Regions from separate parts of the Homo sapiens genome. Here region 2 is linked to region 1. Evidence: chromatin loops called from intact Hi-C (ENCODE). Cell type or tissue: ascending aorta. All regions are shown on one strand. Each heading gives the region's core, and the rest is flanking DNA. Links, peaks and the distances in the headings are about the cores only.

What was found. A loop is a pair of places that touch in the nucleus more often than their neighbours do. Peaks named below come from ENCODE experiments on the same cell type or tissue, not always from the same donor. Only the 100,000 strongest peaks of a DNase experiment are listed, where the experiment ranks them.
Region 2: it touches region 1 in a loop (2.4-fold over the local background); 2 of 110 quality-filtered maps call a loop at or near these places.

Annotation. Positions count from the first base shown.
Region 1 is chr1:12,309,924-12,319,539 of GRCh38, reverse strand. It overlaps VPS13D (vacuolar protein sorting 13 homolog D), which reads right to left. Exons shown (of 70, transcript NM_015378.4): 28 at 7,915-8,086; 29 at 7,615-7,727; 30 at 5,213-5,425; 31 at 1,203-1,468; 32 at 1-43. Among named protein-coding and RNA genes, the nearest start is that of VPS13D, 85 kb to the right of the region's middle. In ascending aorta, for the core only: a CTCF peak has its summit at 5,041; a DNase peak (open chromatin) is centred at 2,889; H3K27ac peaks cover 4,437 bases.
Region 2 is chr1:12,491,040-12,500,655 of GRCh38, reverse strand. VPS13D (vacuolar protein sorting 13 homolog D) reads right to left here. Exons shown (of 70, transcript NM_015378.4): 68 at 3,025-3,156. Among named protein-coding and RNA genes, the nearest start is that of SNORA59A, 11 kb to the left of the region's middle. RefSeq lists an enhancer at 3,195-3,695. In ascending aorta, for the core only: no CTCF peak of the experiment used is centred there; a DNase peak (open chromatin) is centred at 3,935; H3K27ac peaks cover 6,101 bases.

The DNA of each region.
Region 1 (9,616 bases), core at 723-8,722:
GTGTCGAAGCAGGACACATCTTCAATGACCACAAACTCCGTACCTGGAAAGGACAACGTCGTCAATCAAGCCAGAGCTGGGAAGCTGGAAAACACCAGGCTGTTGCAAACAAGGCAGCGAGCGCATTTCCACCAGGCAACAACATGAACCAGTAAGATTTTTCTCCAAAATGTCTGCTGACATTTACTAACAGTGTCATCCTGAACCAATACTCTGCATCTGGCCACATGCAGCTGAACCAACAGAGCTCTGCAGCAGCAGGAAAGACTGGGATGTGATTTCTCTCTTTAGAATATTTCTAAACTAGACAGAGAAACTGCACCCCAGTTCTCCTGGGAGGCCTAGGAGATATTCAGAAGTTCACAAAATCATCCTTTCTCTAAGTGATGACCTGACTGAAAATTCCAGGGAGAAGACTCAGCTACTAATGCTGGTCAGGCACTATGCATCTAAGTAGCTATTTACAAGGTTGTTTACAAAGAACAGACCAATTTAATATCGAGATTTTTGAAATCAGTAAGTTTTCAACTTATGTGTATATATTTAATAGTAAATTCACTCTGCTTTAAACTGTGTTTTTATCAAAAACCATATACAGATCAAGCTTGTAACTGAACTCATGTAAAACGCATTGTGCTAGCCAGCTTCATCAAAATCACTGAGAAGCAGGTACAGGTATCAGAAACATAACAATAAATACACAAATACATACAGATGCACTAGATGAGTTCGCTAGTCAACAAATGCCATAGTAAATTCATCTATACAAAGAAAAATATTCTTTTTGTAATGAAAATAAAAATCTCCTCACTTACTTATCTTCAAAACTGAGGTTTTCACATACGAAACTTGCCTAAACTCCATAAACCACATCTGTTAGGGCCCTAAAGATCAAACGGCAAATTACAGACAGACTGTACACTGGAAAAAAAAAGACCACTGCCCAGGCGGGTGCTCGGGCCAGACACAAGCACTAGGCAGGCAGGGGACAGGGACAAGCGACCCCGCAGTCTTCAGTGGGCCAGACAGCTCCCACCTGAAAATGGAGGCCAAGACCTCTGATGCTTGCAGGTCTGTAAAAGAGGCAAATGTGTAAGTGCTCACGTGAAAAATGGGAGGCAAAAGAGCAATCATCCTGTAAGGCAGATATTGAGCCTAACATCCAAACTAAGCACCAATGAATCACACCCACATATAATCACCTGTTACATTGACCTTGACCTCCAGGTGCCTTTCATTGGACACAGGAAGGGAAGACCGCTTGGTAACTACTCCACTCTTCACAGTTTTGGGAACTATAGCAGATTCGCTGCTAGAGTTACGGTGGCGAGAAGGAGTAACATGATTTTGTTTCTTAATATCACTGGGAGTGTGGAGAAAATCATGGACTAACAGTAGCCAGTCAAATATGAGAAACACACGGAGATTGTTGAGAACTACTGTAAAGCAGGAGGAATCCTTGGTAGATCTATAAAAAGAAGACAGGAGAAAATAAATAGGAAAAAAGAAACATGGTTATTTCAATAACCTGCAAATGTACTGCTCAGTTTTGGCAGGTGGTATTCCGGTATTTTCCAAACTGCCTGCTTTGAGTATCAGTAAACTTTGAACACTGGTTGAATAACACATTCAGTGTATTACTGGTTTAATAACACATTCAGTATAATAAGTTAATCATATTTTTAAACAACAAGGAACATTTTATAAGAAAGCAGCATAGGTAGTATAGCTCAGTGGTTCTCAATCAGATGGTTTTGCTCCCCTGAAGACATTATTTCTTTTCTTTTTTTTTTAAGAGACAGGGTCACACTCTGTTGCCCAGACTGGAATGCAGTGGCACGATCACAGCTCACTGTAACTTCAAACTCCTGGGATCAAGTGATCCTCCCGCCTCAGCCTCCCAAAGTGCTAGGATTACAGATGTGGGCCACTGCACCTGGCCCTTGGAGACATTTTTTATTCACATTTCAATTGCAATTGCAACTAGAGGGGGTTGCTATTGCTATCTAGTATAGGTAGAGGCCAGGGATGCTGTTAACTAACCCACGATGTACAGGACAGCCCCATAATAAGGAATTATCTGACCCAAAACGTTGATAGTGCTAAGGTCAAGAAATTCTGGTATGATAAAGAGCACAGGCTTTGAAGTCAGAGACGCAGACTTAAATACTGCCATTTACGAGCTGTGTTATCTTACGAAAGCCACCTACCTTCTCTCAGCCTGTTTCCCTACTTATAAAATGAAGAATATTAATATGATAAGAAATAAAGCACCAGGCACAAAGCAGTCATTTGATAAATGTCACTTTCTTTCCCTATGGGCTATTTCAAGAAGATCAATGAGGCACTCCTTCTTTGACGTCTAGGATCATTTCTTTATAAATAATACCAAGTTTACACACACTAGTACTAGATTGTTTCTCTAATTGAAACTGACCTGACAGCCCAGATCTTTTGGCCCGAGGAGAACAAGTAAGATGACATTTACCAGGGATAAATGTCCCCTAAGTAACCTAGAGGTAGAGTTGGGGTGGGGGTGGGGGGACAAGTTGCCATTGCTCCGAAGTCTACATTTGACGTGAAAACCCAGCGAGGACTCTCAGGCCTGACTTCAAACCATGATGCAGTCAGGGGCTTCATCCAGGCCCTATTAGTACATCAGCAGGCCCAGCCTACTAATGGATAAGGCCTCAGATGAGTAGGACAAGAGAAACAGGGGCTGGAGCACTTGAATGCGGTTTTCTGGGTTGAACTTGGTTCCGTAAGCCCAAAAGCGACTCTGGGGTTGTAGCTACTACATGTACCTGGTTCCCTGACATAAAAGGTATTCCTATGTGGGAAAAGCTAACTTGGAAATATTTCTGAGGCTGGTTTCTCTGCTCCTCATTTCCCCTAAACCTGGCTCACTGCCTCTAGTAAAAGGGCAGCATGATGCATGGCTCCTTCTTACAGACACAGCATTTTTCACAGAAACACTCTACTCTTGTGTAATGGAGAAAAAATGTTGCCCTCAGTAAAATTTTTCCACCCCATTTTGAACATAGATTGTCAGAGTTCTGTATTTAACTGGAAAGTCACAGTGTGTTGGATCCCTTTTCTGGAAAATATTTCAAGCCTTTAAACACTGTGAAGTGATTTATATTTGACACACAAGATCCCAACAGAAGAGTAATTCTTCTTCAGACACGAAAGGCGTTCAAAAATTCCCATCTAAAGAACATTTCACTCCTCTTGCTAACAATAGTATTTCTGTTAGCAAGAGCCAAGGTAAGGCTTTATTATTTGACTCCAATTATACACCTATAATACACAAATATTTCCAGGCTCCCTGTATATTAAAAATATGATAAGAAGGAGACAACTACCTGACAGTCTAAGAAGCCAGATCAATAATAATAAAGTAAACTCAAAAAGAAATGTTTCTCGGCCGGGCACGGTGGCTCACACCTGTAATCCCAGCACTTTGGGAGGCTGAGGCGGGCAGATCACAAGGTCAGGAGTTTGAGACCAGCCTGGCCAATATGGTGAAACCCCGTTTCTACTAAAAATACAAAAATTAGCCAGCCATGGTGGCAGGAGCCTGTAGTCCCAGCTACTCAGGAGGCTGAGACAGGAGAATCACTTGAACCCGGGAGGCGGAGGTTGCAGTGAGCTGAGATCGTGCCACTGCACTCCAGCCTAGGCGACAGAGTGAGACTACGTCTCAAAAAAAAAAAAGAAATGTTTCTCCAGATGGAACAAACAGATGCCAGCCTCTTGTTCAAAGGAAACATCTTCAACCAAATGAACTGCAAAATGGGGCCATCTTATCACATGACTGCAATCAGCCCAATGACGAGACACCTGATAGGTCCAAAGACTGTTGGAAACATCATGGGCTTTAACATCACATACCCAGGTTTGAGCTCTGATTTCTTGACCTACGAGCTGTGTGACCTTAGAAGAGTGAACTAACCCTTATCCAAGTTTCTAACTTGGAAACTGCAAAATGAGGAAGAAGTCATCCCCTCTGCAGACTTGTCAGGATTATACTGAGCGTAGCTAAAGTGCCTGGCTCATGGCAGGGCCCAATAAGAGGCAATTAGGATTCCTACTCCTGAACTTTTAAAGTTCATAAAAAAATGTAAATGTCTACTCTGCTAGATTTCCTAAAGGCATATGAAGAAATCATGACCTCTCTCGAAAAACAAAACAAAACCTAAACCCTGGGGAATTCTGAACAGCACATTGAAATGTCAGGCATACAGAAACATGTAAGAATAATCCTGATGACTTTTTGTTCTGTTTTTTGCTTAAACACAAAGTTTTTCACAATCTTTTTACTTAGTGGTTTATACTTACAACATGTCTGATGACATGAAGCACTAACAGAAGGGAGGGTCTCCTTTTTGGGTTTTCACTGAAAGACTTCTTTAGACCAGGCCTAATTTTTCAGTTTTAAGGTCTATGTTCAGCCATAACATCAGCAAATGGTATATCATAAAACAACATGTTATATCAGCATAACAATGACAGCTGCCAACTGTGCCAAGCAATATGCCAGAATTACTTTAATTATTACCTCTACCCCATGAGGTGGGTATAGGTAATTTTCTATTTTATATAAGAGGAAGTTGAGGCTCAAAGGGGCTAAACAACTTGTCTAAGGACACATAGCTAGATAATAGGAGAGCAAGGTTTTCAGCCCAGATCTGTCTGATTCCAAAATATATGTTCTTTCTATATAGAACACTGCCTCCCATAATACCAGAAAGAAAAATATAACCTAATTCAAAAAGGTAAAAACTATGTATACATGGATAATGAGTCAGTAAGACTTGAATGGGTAATTCAAGTCAAACCCACCTTCCCTTCCATTATTTGTAAAGACCAAAAGTCTTTTTACTTTTTTCCTTAAACCAGCATAATTTCTTCCTTCTCCAAGCCACTTTACAAATTAAAACAGTCTACAGCTTACAAGGAGATTGATTTTAAGGCTCAATTCTTAACTACTTTATTTTTAAAGGCAACAGAGACATCTTTTGGCCAATAAATGAAACTGCAAGATTATAGGAATAATGCATTAATATACAGTACACTGCACTGATTAAGCCATTATCTATTTATCTGTCTAGTGATTCCTTGGTTTTTTGATGTTCTAAAGCCAACAAAGACGTGACCCAAAAGGGAATGTCTCCACAAAGAAAGGCAGAGAAGGGTCTGGACCTGCTACCTGAAATGTAGTTCAATCTGAATGGACCCTTGGGTGGTGCTGCTGTTCTTAGCGGGCTGAAAGATACAGCTGAACACATTCGTCATGCCAGGGCTGGTCTTCTGCCCAGCATAACGGGTGTCAAAAGCCATCATGGAATGGGAAACCAAGTTAATGGACTTGGTTTGGTTGGAAAAACTTTCATAGAGCAGTTTGCATTTCTTGAAGTCAAATCTAAAAGAGAGAAAAGAAAGCAAGCAAGATGTGAAACACAACTCTTCCATTTTACAAAAGTATATAAGTTCGAGATAACGAGCAAAATCAAAAATATATCTAAGTCCCATAAGGAGAATAACTTTCATTCTGAGTTTTCTTGTTGATTCTGTTAATAGACTCCTCAAAATGGAGTTAGTGTCACTGTGCCTTGGATCTTACTTTTCCAGTTCCAAAGAGATGATCTTGTTCATAGGAACGGCATGAGAAGTAACAATACCACATGTTTAACATATTCTGAATCCGTTATCATTCCCATGACCCATCAGAAGTCTAAGAAGGCTGTATATCCCCAAAGGATGTCAAGGGTCCCTCTGGGCCTTCATCTGTCAGCTTCTAGCTTGCCTGGATGTTTCACTCTCCAGGGTCTGTCCAACTGTTTATGTGAAACTGCTGTAGTGTACTGGGAACAAATAATACTCTTCACATGGAGAATAATTCAACTAATCTACCAACAGGAAATGCATTTGGAACCATCGTTTTTTCATAACCGAGAAAGCTGCAATGAGGAATTCATAATTACTCGGTACCATTATGACAATACATACAGAATTATTCCATATTGAGAAAAACTAAGGGCACAGCCAATCATCACAGAAAATCGCTGGGTGACGTGGCTCATGCCTGTAGTCCCAGCTACTCGGTGGGGCTGAGGTGGGAGGATCACTTGAGCCAGGGATGTGGAGGTTGCAGTGAGCCGAGATGGCACCACTGCAGTCCCGCCTGGGCAACAGAGAGAGATTCTGTCTTAAAAAAAAAAAAAAAAAAAAAAAAAAGGAAAGAATAAAATTGCTAGCTCACAAGACCACCAATGTGGGACCACAGTTTCAGTATGCAACGCTCTCACCAGCTGAGTTAGGTACAGACCGTGGCGGACTTTCAACAGAAAGACTAACTAGAAGACAGAGTGCTTCAGCAGGGAATCACTGGCCTTGAAGTCCTGTTTTCAAATGCCAAACCACTTTCCCAGTCATACGACCTTAAGCTAGTCAGAAACTCTATCTGGAAAAGAGTGATGTACGCCCAGCTTACAGGACTGATAAGAGATCAACATGAAAAGGTTATTAAGTGTGAAATGCACTTTTTAAAGTTCCACACCAGTAATCACGAATTCATACATTTACACTGACTAAGGAAGTGACAGAAATAAGCGAAGGACTAGGTAAGCATATGCCCCATTTCAAGGGAGCAATTGCTACTCCGCTTCCAGATGCTTCCAAGTGAGAACATGGACCTAGTATTGCCAAAGCTTCCAGTTTTTCAAAAGAAGCTAAATACAAACCTTTTATATAAAATCCTGCAACTTTTTGGGGCGGGAGGGACCAGGTTTCAGCTGTCACCTAGGCTGGAGTGCAGTGGTGTGATCATGGCTCACTGCAGCCTCAATCTCCTGGTTCAAGTGATTCTCTCACCTTAACGCCTTGAGTAGCTGGGACTACAGGCATGCACCACCATGCGCAGCTAGTTTTTTAATTTTTTGTAGAGACAGGGTCTCTCACTATGTTGCCCAGGCCAGTCTGGAATTCCTGGCCTCAAGCAATCCTCCTTCCTTGGCTTCCTAAAGTGCTGGGACTACAGGCCTGAGCCACTGCGCCTAGCCCCTAACTTTGAAAATGTTGGCCAGCAAGGCATCAATGCTGCACATCAAGTGGTTCTGCATCTCCCACCCCGTAACTACTCAGACACACAGCAAGACAGGACTTTCTGACTCCATCACCCTGTGTGGGACCATATTTTAGTTCCACAAAGTCTGCCAGAGCATTTAGTTGCCATTCAACACCATTCAGAGCTCATTTTTCCCGCTGGCACATCAAAACACTAGCTGCTCTGTCACCCTAAGCGACTACAACAAGCAGAGCAGCCCAGACCCACAATGGTCACAGAGTATGAGGGAGAAAAAGATCTTCACTGTTTTAAGTCACTGATACTTTGGGGTTGTCTGTTACTACAGCATAACCTAACCTATGTTGACTGATAGAGCATGAATCTAAACTTTTCAAAAGCACTGTGTAGATCAACCAAAAGACACTCTGCAGACAACATTCCATCTGTGGGCCACCACTCTGCAACCTCTGCTCTGTGTCAATGCAAAACATGTGTATTATTTGGATACTGTTACTAACAGTATAATAATATAATCAAAGGCATACCTGGCTAGGGACCCAGCACCTTCTTTTCTTTTTGGATCTTTAAGCTCCAGACTTACATTCACCATATCAATGAGGAAGCACATACAGGTGTACACTTCTCCACTCAGGACAGTCTACAAAAGGAAAATGCTCGTCAATCCACAGCTGATGATGCCATCCTAAAAACAGGCTCATACGCCAAGAAATCTAATTTGCTTGTTGCTCCACCTTCTTTCTCCAAGTGAGTTTGAGGAATAGATACACAGGGTGACCGTCAGCTGAGACTATGAGAGTGACAGAAGAACATAAGGTCTCACTCACATGAATTCTTGGATCTTGTAAATCATAAGGCCGCATAAATTCCTCTATGGGTTCTCCCAGGTTGTTCTCTAATAAGCCGCGGATCAGCTTGTATTTATACAGATCCAGAGAGCAGTGGACTGAGGAGAGATTGCCATGGATAGATATGTCTGGCACAGTATGACTTATTTCTCTATGAAAAAGAAAAAAGATCACTTACACAGACAAGTCACTAACTTAACACTGACATAGCTCACGCCCAAACAACGGGGCTAAAATGTACTCACCTACATTATCAAGTAGGTAATTCCTACTTCCAATGACAAAAATTTCATGTAGCTCCAAATGAAGCAAGTTAATATGACTGTCATGCTTCAACTACAAAAAGCCCCTTTTCTCCCAAAATTTACATTTAGAAAATCCTCAAACCAGGCCAGGTGTGGTGGCTCACACCTATAATCCCAGCACTTTGGGAGGCTGAGGTGGGAGGATCACTTGAGCCCAGGAGTTCGAGACCAGCCTGGACAACATAGTGAAACCCCATCTCTACAAAAAATGCAAAAATTAACTGGGCATGGTGGTGTGCACTTGTGGTCCCAGCTACTCAGGAGGCTGAGGTGGGGGTTCACTTGAGCCCAGGAAGTCAAGGGTGCAGTAAGCTGTGATCGTGCCACTGTATTCCAGCCTGTGTGACAGAGTGAGACCCTGTGGGAGGGAGAGAGGGAGAGAGGGAGGGAAGGAGGGAAGGAGGGAAGGAGGGAAGGAGGGAAGGAGGGAAGGAGGGAAGGAAGGAAGGAGGGAAGGAGGGAAGGAAGGAAGGAGGGAAGGAGGGAGGGAGGGAGGGAGGGAGGGAAGGAAGGAAGGAAGGAAGGAAGGAGCAAGAAATGGAGGGAGGGAAATCCTTAAACCTAGTATGAGGTAACTAATCTATTAATAAGGAAAACCTCATGAGACTCACAAAGAGCTTAAATATTACACTTGGGAAAGCAATAAAGAAAAGATGCCAAGATCTTTATTTAACTCTTTGGATTTAGTGGTAACTAAAGGCAAACACCAGTGTTTCATACTGAGCCCAGATGGGACATGAGGATAAACTCTGAATAGGTTCGTCATCTCAGCTGGGATGGACAGAAGTAAAGTTGAAGAGGGGGAGGGGCACACATCTGTACCTCATCTCAATACTAAAAAGCTTTCTCTAACCTCCCATGGGTGAACTGGGCATTGTGAATCCTACAGACACTATGCTCTAAGTATAGAGAGGGCTAGTGTTTGAAATGGCAGAGGTATATAAGAAAAGTTATTTTGTCTGCAGAGAAAAGCCGACATACAACAGAGTTTTAAAAGACAATGATGCAATAACAAAGAAAAACAGAGACGGCTGACCAAGTGCCATCTCGGGTTGCTGTGTGTGCAGTGTGAGACTGACAGGACACCTTGCATTCAGCATCACCTTCTATCAGGCCTAACAGAATACAATTATCTGCACAGAAACACTGATGGGAGTGGGGAAAGTTTAGATAAGCTGAATAGGAAAGCTTTTTTTTTGTTTTTTGGAAAGCATTGCTTGAAAAGAAAACAAAGTGTTCAATTTCTAAATAACGAAGCTCCTCTTAAGACTGCTTAGCCAGTAAAACCAAATATAGCCCATGCCAACCATAACTGAACACCAGCCAGGGAGCACTTGAATAACACGTAAGACTGAAACACAAACATCCCAGTGAGA
Region 2 (9,616 bases), core at 584-8,583, 180 kb before region 1:
AAAAATCCCATAAATGTTACTTTCTAAAACTATATTTTAAAAGTACAATTTAAATTGTCTTAATTCCAGAAAGCAGTACATTAGAGCAGCTTCGTAGGTCATGTGGGTTGCTCATGAGCATTTTTTAAAAGGCAGGAGCCACCCTACTGCTCACCAGCCTGGTGTGCACCGTTATAGGTGATGCAGTATTAGAAATAAAATAGGTACCTTAAAAAAAAGAAAATGAGTTTCTGGCTACAAATGAGACATGAGTTAGAAAGAAAAATTAATTTCACCATATAGGACAAATTTTACTTTAACATCATCTTAATCCAGATCCTGTTTCAAAACCAAAACTGAGAAAGATGGGAAGCAATGACAATTGTGCAACTTATCAGAGGAATATATGATTAATTTGAAAGTGAAGACTTTTCAGCTGGCCAGACCAGAAATCATACGTTGGTAACTATCTTTTTAATATTAATTAATTAAATAGAATGACAAAATTAAATGCAACTCGATCTGGGAGAATAAAGTTGAAGTCACCAAGGCACTGGGGACTTCGTGGGGTTTTCACTCCATCGGGAAATAATTACACAATATTTTCCAGAAGTGAAACAGTGAGCCTAACTGGAAAAAAATGTGGAAACATTTAGTCAGAACAGTAGAGCAAGGTATTAAAGATCCTTTAAAGGGGTTAACTCTGAAGGGAAATACGCAAATAATTAGGTCTTTAAACATGTTTTTAATTACAAATCTAGGATAAAAGTCAGAGGTATAATTTGGCGCTCGTGGGCTTTTCCTGAAAACTCCTTTCTTGCAGAGTGATGAGTGTAATGTTCACTCCACCGCGAAGACCCAGGCTGACAACTGAGGACACTTCAGAGGAACATGCGACACACTCCCTGATGGCTTCTTCCTTGTACACTTGGGAAGGCCGTGGTCACGTGCCTCCTTCAGCATTCATTGGCAAGATTTAACCCACAACTTGGGTGGAGACACATGGTTTTCATCTTTAAAGTCAAAATTCATTCATGCCAATATCTCTTCCTAGTTCATATGAATTTCATGAGTTTCATGAAAGCTATTTTACTGATTTCATTTCGATTCCAGTTTTTAGCTCTCTCTGGCTCTGTTTTTCAATGTGTGTATCTCACTGGGAGCAGTCCTATGTTGGCTGTACCACGCAATTTCTTCTATTGCAAACAAATTTCACAGTGACCAGAGATAGTTCGACTTGAATAGAGGTGAGTTGGGGAGGAAAGTGAAAAGAAAACATGCAATAATTTATAATCTCATTTAGCCTGTGACTAAAAAACCCCCAAATGAATGGAAAATGGACGCATGTGAACACAAATGCTGAACTGCAGCTATCTGGCTATATGTACTGGGTACCTATTAGATGCCAGGCACTGTTCTATGTGCTGAGGATTCTTTCCTGAATGGAACAGGCAAAAATCCCAGCCTCACAGGGCTGCCATTGTAGTAGACTCTGCACCACATCCTGCCAGACCTGAGAAATTTGGATGGGGGGTCTCTAGACCCCCCATCCAAAGGCTAAAAGTTCCATCTACAAAGCAATATCAAGAGCAGTCATGGTACCAAATCCCTGCCCCAAGGAATGAACTGGAGCAGTTCTGGAGTGAACTGATGGGCACTCTGGGCACTGGACTGAAACGGCAGAACCTATTAGCAACACCTGCTGTGGACAGAGTTACCCCCTCCCCGCCAATTCATATGTGGAAGCCCTAACCCCAATGTGACCATTTGGAGTAAGAAAGTAATTACAGTTAAATTAAGTCATAAGGTTGGGGCCCTGAGCTGATAGGATTAGTACCCTTATAAGAGACACCAGAGAGCTCCCCCTCTCTCTCTGCAATGTGGGGACACAGTGAGAAGAGGGCTATCTGCAAGCCAGGAAGAGAACCCCCAGCAGCAGCAGAATCAGAAGATGCCTTGATCCTGGACCTCTCAGCCTTTAGAACTGTGAGAAGACAAATTTCTGTTGCTTAAGCTGCCCAGCCTATCATATTTTATAATGGCAACCCAAGTAGACGAAACAAGAAAGTACAACTCCATCTTCAAGAGACCTTCTAATAACACCACAGGGGTCACACAAGGCACATGTAGGAAGATGCCATTCTATCCGGCAAGCAACAAATACCTTCTGGAGTTGGCTTTTGATATCCCCATTCAAATACTACCATGAAACTATGAGATGAGATCTACTTAACACTGTCCCTAACAATGACTCTGAAGACTATCCTGACAGTTGACGTCTATTTCAGACATTCCTCCACCCACCGAAAAACACCCACAGCACTCAGAATCCCCCACGCTCGCTTTACCTTAAAGGAGATGGCAAATAAGCATCAGAAGAAATTAATCTAGTATTTTGCTACTCCCAGACACAACTAACTGCTTTCTGTGGGCTGGTGGTTCTAACACCTATTCAGGTTATAGAGCACTTTCATGCTACAAGGATCTCTGCAAAATATCCTAAAATAGTGAAATACTTAACTCTACCGTGTCAACTAGGAATAATATCACTAACTGAAGATATGACAAGGTATATAAGGCTCCATATTTAAAGAGTAACGAAGCAATCTTACGAAAAATACATTTCCAAAATGTCCAACTATTAGTTGTTTGCTATTTGTTTTTCTGTTTTGTTTTGCTAGCATTCTGCGGCAAAAATGGGATATCAAACTTTAAGAAATTTTTACAGGAGAAAAACCTTAAAATTGAGAACATTTTATTCATGATCTTCTCTCTTTGAACTAACTAGAAAGAGACTGTCATTTTCTAGAAACAAAACACTAAGGCCAGGCTATGGCACACAGTTGAGAACCACTGCTTTGAGTAAAAGGCTGTTTAGCATCAGTTATATCTAAATCTAAAAAACATTTGGGGCAAGGAATTCTTTGACCAGATCTAAGGTCCAAGAGTCATGAAAATAACTCAGATCAGATGGAGACTTCTCAGGATCAAAAGAAGAGGCAACTCAGTAGACCCACAGGGCTGGTTTCCCATGCTCTAACTTACAATTCGTCCTGTATGTTGTCTGTGAGTTTGAAGAGCTGCTCCTGTCCTTCCGCCTGGCTCTCAGAATATCGGGGAAGCAGCCCCTGGGGCCCCGTGCAGCAACGCGGTTTCCGAACCCTCTGTGCTTGAGTCCTAGATGGGTAAATGGACATAAAGCCAAGAGGTTAAGTGTGCAGGTTAAAATGATTTTCCTTTCTCACTAAGACAAAAGCACTCTGTAATACGAGACATACTTTACATTTAGTGAACAGAATTAACCTACAGTACTGCCTGTGAATACACCATGAAATAGCGGTTAAAGACCCTCATTTGACTTTGAATCCTGCCTCTACCATTTTCTGGCCATGTGATCATGGATAAGTTGGTTACCTTCCTTAACCCTCAGTTTCCGTTTTCTCTCTGAAACAGGACGATGACACCTACCTTAGAGGACTGCTGTGAAGACCAAATAAAACAGTGCCCGCCAAGCCTGCTCCTGGCGGATGGTGAGCTGCCCACCAGCGGCGGCTCTCGTTCCTGCGGTTATTACTATAATAGATCCCCCTGGGCCGCACCCTCTTTTTTAGGCCTCTCTTCAGGAGAGCCATCTTTGGATTTGTGATGGGTCTGGAAGAAAATCCTGGGCACTTAGTAAGAACACACCAACCCTTGAGACTTCTTCTAAGATGAGGTCAGTTCCTTGGGCAAAGGGTGAGGGACGTGGTAATCATGCGAGGGGAAGAATGCCCCCTGGACCTGGACCTGGACCTGGACCTGGACCTGGACCTGGACCTGGCCCAGGCCACAGGCTGGGATTCTGCAGAGGCTCTAACTCGGGCCACTCAGCTGTCGGCGGCCCGGAGGAATCTGCTTTGTTATGGCTTTCAGGGTAGGCTGATGTTGTCTTTTTCCACACAGCATATACAGGGTAATTGGTAAGTACTTTCTGGTGTTTTCCTAGAAACAGGAGTGCACATTTGTCTTGGAAAGGCTGTGCATATTTCAGATGACTGATAAGAGTGCACTGGGTCTGTCCTCGGCCTTGTACTTGCTGTACTTATTATTTGTTCCTGGAGCTCACTGAAGCAAAACACTCCTCTCTAGACAGATCTAAAAGAGAGGAGAAGCCTTACACATCGAATCAGCACTTCAGAAACAGGAACTAACAGTAAGCAGCATAGAGATTTACTTACAAGGGCAGAAAGTGCCCTGGTGGGCAAGTCAGGTTGGAAATATGGACAGAAACAACCCCAGAAAATTGTCACAGGCCATGCAATGGGCCATGCACAGCTGGGATAACTGAAAAGTGCTCCCAAAGCCAGGTCAGCACTCAGTTCATCAGGCTGTGACATCTGAAGGACAGCCCCATACCTTGGTGAGGTTTAATGTGTGCTGGAAAGACAAAAATCCAGCAATAATTTTACAAAAGTTCAGTTATAAGGACGTCTTCAGTACTATTAATTGTACTCTCTAAGGGTATTACAGAGACTTTATAGAAGTTTCAATGATCTGCACTAAGGGAAAGAGTAAAAAACCCATTGTGTTTATATCACACACTCACATACCCCGCCAGTCTCAATTTTTCCTTCAAGACGCAGGCTTACAGTTGGCTACTCAGAGCCCAAATATCGATCGAAAGTGGGGAGGGCGGTAGAGGGGCCGCTGCTAACCCATCAGGAGAGAAGCTGGACGACTGCTGCCGAGAGGATGCTGGTAACCTCTGCAGGCAGCGGGGTTGGGGGAAGGAGCTTGGCGTGCCTCTCCACGTAGCAGAGCTCTGTTCTTATCTCCTTGCCTAGCAAAGCACTTGCTGTCATTCCAATAACTGCCTACACAGGCTAATAAAGTATCCTTTCCCCAGGGCAGTCCTGCTGACCTCTCTGTCAGGCTACATGGTAGAAGCCCAAAGGCTCTCCAAGAGGAATATGGCAGGGTCTGCTTCCTCATCACTTTCAACGTAAGGTTTGATTCAGACTCGTCTCAACATATCTTCCCCAATCAACTGGGAGGCCTGCAGGCTCAAATTCAATATATATCCCAAATCTGACTATTTCTCCATCTCGATCATAACTAACAAAGGATCCCTGGATTTGTAATATATTATTACAGTAGTCTCATAATTTGTTCTCTTTCCTTCCATCCTTGTCCACTCTCCTCATGGCAATGAGAATGGCCCTTTCAAAAGATGTTACATCGGCCGGGCGCAGTGGCTCACGCCTGTAATCCCAGCACTTTGGGAGGCCGAGGCGGATGGATCACAGGGTCAGGAGATCAAGATCATCCTGGCTAACACGGTGAAACTAAAAATACTACTAAAAATACAAAAAATTAGCTGGGGTGGGCGGGGGAGTGGCGGGCGCCTGTAGTCCCAGCTATTCAGGAGGCTGAGGCAGGAGAATGGCATGAACCTGGGAGGCGGAGCTTGCAGTGAGCCGAGATCCTGCCACTGCACTCCAGCCTGGGCGACAGAGCAAGACTCTGTCTCAAAAAAAAAAAAAAAAAAGGTAAGTTACATCAAGTCAGTCATCTGCTCAAAGCACATTTGCTTTCCATCCCAGGTGGATAAACATGTTATTTACTGCTTGGCTCCCATGTGGACTGGAAGCTCCAGGAGAGGGGGAATTTGTTTCATTCACTGCATTCCTGGGATGGAGAACAGTGTCTGGTTTATGGTAGAGCAGCAGTCAGGATAAGCCGAATAAACGAGTGAGTGCCTGGTGGCTGGCAGACGGTATAAGGGCCATTAATTGAGCTAAACAGGAAGGCCAGTATGCAAGCTTTGGTGGAGAGTTTGAAGACTAAGGATTTTGAGCCCTGAAAGCAAAATCAACATTGAGGCAAAATATGAAGCAGCTAGAACCCCATCTTCCTGACAGAAAGGACAAGGCTGTCTCTGTCTGCCCCACTGATCAAAACACAGAAAGGGACATGACGGCAGTGTCCTGAAGCGGACACTGATGACAGGCCTTTCCCTTACATGAAGCAGGATTTTCATTAGTACTCAAAGCTGAGGGAAAACATGCTACCAGGCAGGAGAAAACTTGCTGAAGTCCTAAATGCCTCTGGTGGATCCGAGGAAGCCAGAGAAGCCAACGAAAGATGGCTTGTTTCTGGACCCGAGCTCTTAAAAATTTAATCTCATGACAGCTCCAGAATAGTTGAGAATGGGAGTAAAGGGCTCACCTTGTTGATCTTCTCACACGATCAAACAGCTTTCTAGTGTAAACAGTTATTTCCTGACTCAGTGGACTCCCTCAGAGCCTTACCCAGGTTTCAGTGATCCAACCTCACCCCCACTCCCAATACATTATTTTTTAACCTGTAAACTGCAAACCCACCAAAACATCAGAGAATACAAAAGCAGAGTGGCTCCCCTGAGGATACACACTGACTATCATTATGTTTCTTTTCTTGACTGTCTTCACAACAGGCCACAAACTATCTTCCCATTTCCAGGGTTCTTGACTTTTGATCAAATAATATCAAGGGCAAGGTTGGATTCAGTGCTCAACACTGCTGACTAGGGGAGCTCACTGTGGCATTCAAGGCTAATTTTTCACATCAACATGGAAGAAAAGACAGATGAGTTCAATTTTACCCTAAAAGGAAACATCTTCTGTTACAGTCTTATGAATACAAGGACTTCCAGAAGGCATACTCTTCCTAGAAGCAGAAAGCTGGATTAAAGGAATTTTCCCCCCACTCCTGTATCACCTCATCAATGTCAGTGCCTGAAAAACTCTTCTTTCTTCTCTAAAACTCAACTAAAAATTTACCTTCTCAGGTCCAAGTTGGTAGGCTGTGGGTAGGGGGAGAGTATTTGAAGTCACTGCATATGAACAAATTTAGTTCCAATCTTAAAGAATTACTAAAATAATGTAAAAAGCTAACAGTAAGCTAGTGTTTTCAAACCTCGTAAGCCAGCAAAAAGTTTAAAGTGAAGTTCTTCAGCCCAGGCCACTGTGTGACGACGCTGTTTTCTTCATCTGTTGATGTGACACTGTACGTTCAAGTAGGCCTTTTAAACGAGTATGACCATGTAACAGCAGTCCTACATTTGTTCATGCTCAGTGACAGTGTGTCCATTTTTAAGTGACTTTCCTGTATGTTCCAGTAAGCCTATGAGCACCTGGAGGGAAAGGACTCTAGTCTTTTTTTTTTTTTTTTTTTGAGATGGAGTCTCGCTCTGTCACCCAGGCTGGAGTGCAATGGTGCAATCTTGGCTCACTGCAAGCTCTGCCTCCCAGGTTCATGCCATTCTCCTGCCTCAGCCTCCCGAGTAGCTGGGATTAGAGGCGCCCGCCACCATGCCCAGCTAATTTTTTTATATTTTTATTAGAGACGGGGTTTCACCGTGTTAGCCACGATGGTCTCCTGACCTCGTGATCCACCCGCCTCGGCCTCCCAAAGTGCTGGCATTACAGGCGTGAGCCACCGCACCCGGCCAGTCCTTTTTTTTTTTTTTTTTTAATAACTGGTCTTTAGGACTGGGCTTATTATCCTCAGTTCAAGGCCCACTCTCATCATTGGGCTCTCTTTATTTATTTGAAATAAACATCTGTGAAAGCAAAAAAAAAAAAACTCCATCACTCAATCGTGGACCACAAGTTGGTCTTCTGCCACCCCAAATCCCTGTTCCTCCTTTAACTAAGGCAGCCGCTGTTCTGAATCTTGTGTTTCTCATTCCTGTGCTTTTCTTTTTTATGTAGCCTTACCACATTTCAAAGGATGCTCCAGTACATTCTTGTTATGTTCTTTGGGTTTAGTTTTGGGCTTTTGAAAAAGGATGTCGCTGTCACATTGCTAAGATTCAGGTATTCTTTTGTGTGTAGCCATGATTAATTCACCATGTCTCTGCTTTGTTCATATTCCATTGTATGACTATCCCATGATATATCCATCTTCCTGTTGATGGCACATGGGTTTCTTCCAGGTTCTGCTATTACAAATGATGCTATTATGAACATTCCTGTACGTGTTTCCTGGTGAACTTTGAGAATCTATCTAGGGGGAATTTGCTGGCTCACAAGATATAAACGTTCACTTAACAAGATAATCCAAACTGCGTTCGAAGTGGCTGAACCATTTTTACATTCCTGCCAATGAGGCATTTAAGGGGCCCTAGCGATCTATATCCAACACTTGGTATTGTCTAGGACAGCACTGTCCAATACATAGCTACTGACCACGTGTGGCTACTGAGCATGTGAAATGTGGCCAGTGTAACTAAAGGACTGAATTTTAAATTTAAATTGTATTTTGGATAGCACTGGTCTAGACTCTTGAATCTTTGCTGCTTGAATGGATATTAAATGTCTTCTTATTGTTTTTTCATTCCCATCTTCTCCTTTCAGCCTATAGCCTACAGCATAGTGGTACCCAATAAATACATAAATTAATAAATTTAAAAAAGTGGAGTAGCTGCAGATCCTGCCATTGGTGCTACAGCAGCAGATCAACGTCTAAACGACTCAGGCCCACCACTGTTAGGCCTGCGGCCTCCCTGGTGGCTTTGTTCCTTTCCTCTGACCACCTTTGCTGCTACTTGGGCAGGGTCTTGATACAATAATTCTGGGGACAATGGATCACCGAACAAGAGGTGGCCAAAATCCACCCACTCACCTCTCCTTAGTCGACAGCATCTCTTATGAACCAACACTCAACCTAGGAGTCTGTTCAGCGCACATGCAGCAACTCTGCCTCCACAAACCTTTGTTTGGCCAAAGGTCTGCGGTATATTTAATTGCTGCCAGCTGGAGCTTGTCGGCCATGTTAAGCCCTCAGCTGCTGCGGTTTACAAATTTCACAGTGTATAGAAAGAAGCAGTCCTTCCAGTCAACCAGCTAATCCAGAATGTCAGCACCAAACCAACTTGAGCTTTGAACTCTATGAAAATGTCAGGGAGTCTGCTGTACAGCATGGAGGACTCTTCCCCCAGGGAAGGGGCTGTGGATACAGTGGCTGATACACTGCAGATATCCTTCCAGTGAGGGCAATCAATACAGAGTGTGCCTGCATCTGGCCATTGCTATCTGATATACACCGGAGGCCCAAAACCAATGATCAGAGTAGTAACAACTCATGTCTTTTAAAAAAAAAATCAACAGTAAATCCAAACAAGGTGACACAGGGAGATCCAGCCAATTCCACTTGGTTGATCTTGCCTTTCAGCCTGAAAGTCAACATTTAGCCAGGCATTAATTATTCGTAGCTTATACGATGAGTAACTATGTCATAGGTCTGTTAGTTAAGACAGATGCTGTGCACACATACACATACCCCTACACAGCTTAATTTGGTTGAGAAGTCTGTCATGGCCAATGTCTATCAGCCAAGTGATGTTCAAAAACAATCAGTAAGTGAGTAGAAAGTGTATGTCACACATGTGACGTTAGCATCATAGAATGTTTATTCAACTGATGGCTGCCATCTTCCTTAAGGGTTGTGTGATGGGTTGTGCTTGCATTCACTTTATGTATGTGTCCAGGGCTTTTGTTTTAATCAAGTATCTTACTGATATATACTGTGCTCGAGTGTGCACAATTAGACTGAGAACGAAGGTCAATCCAGACTACCTCTTCCAATACTGGTCACTGATAACAGCTACAAGATA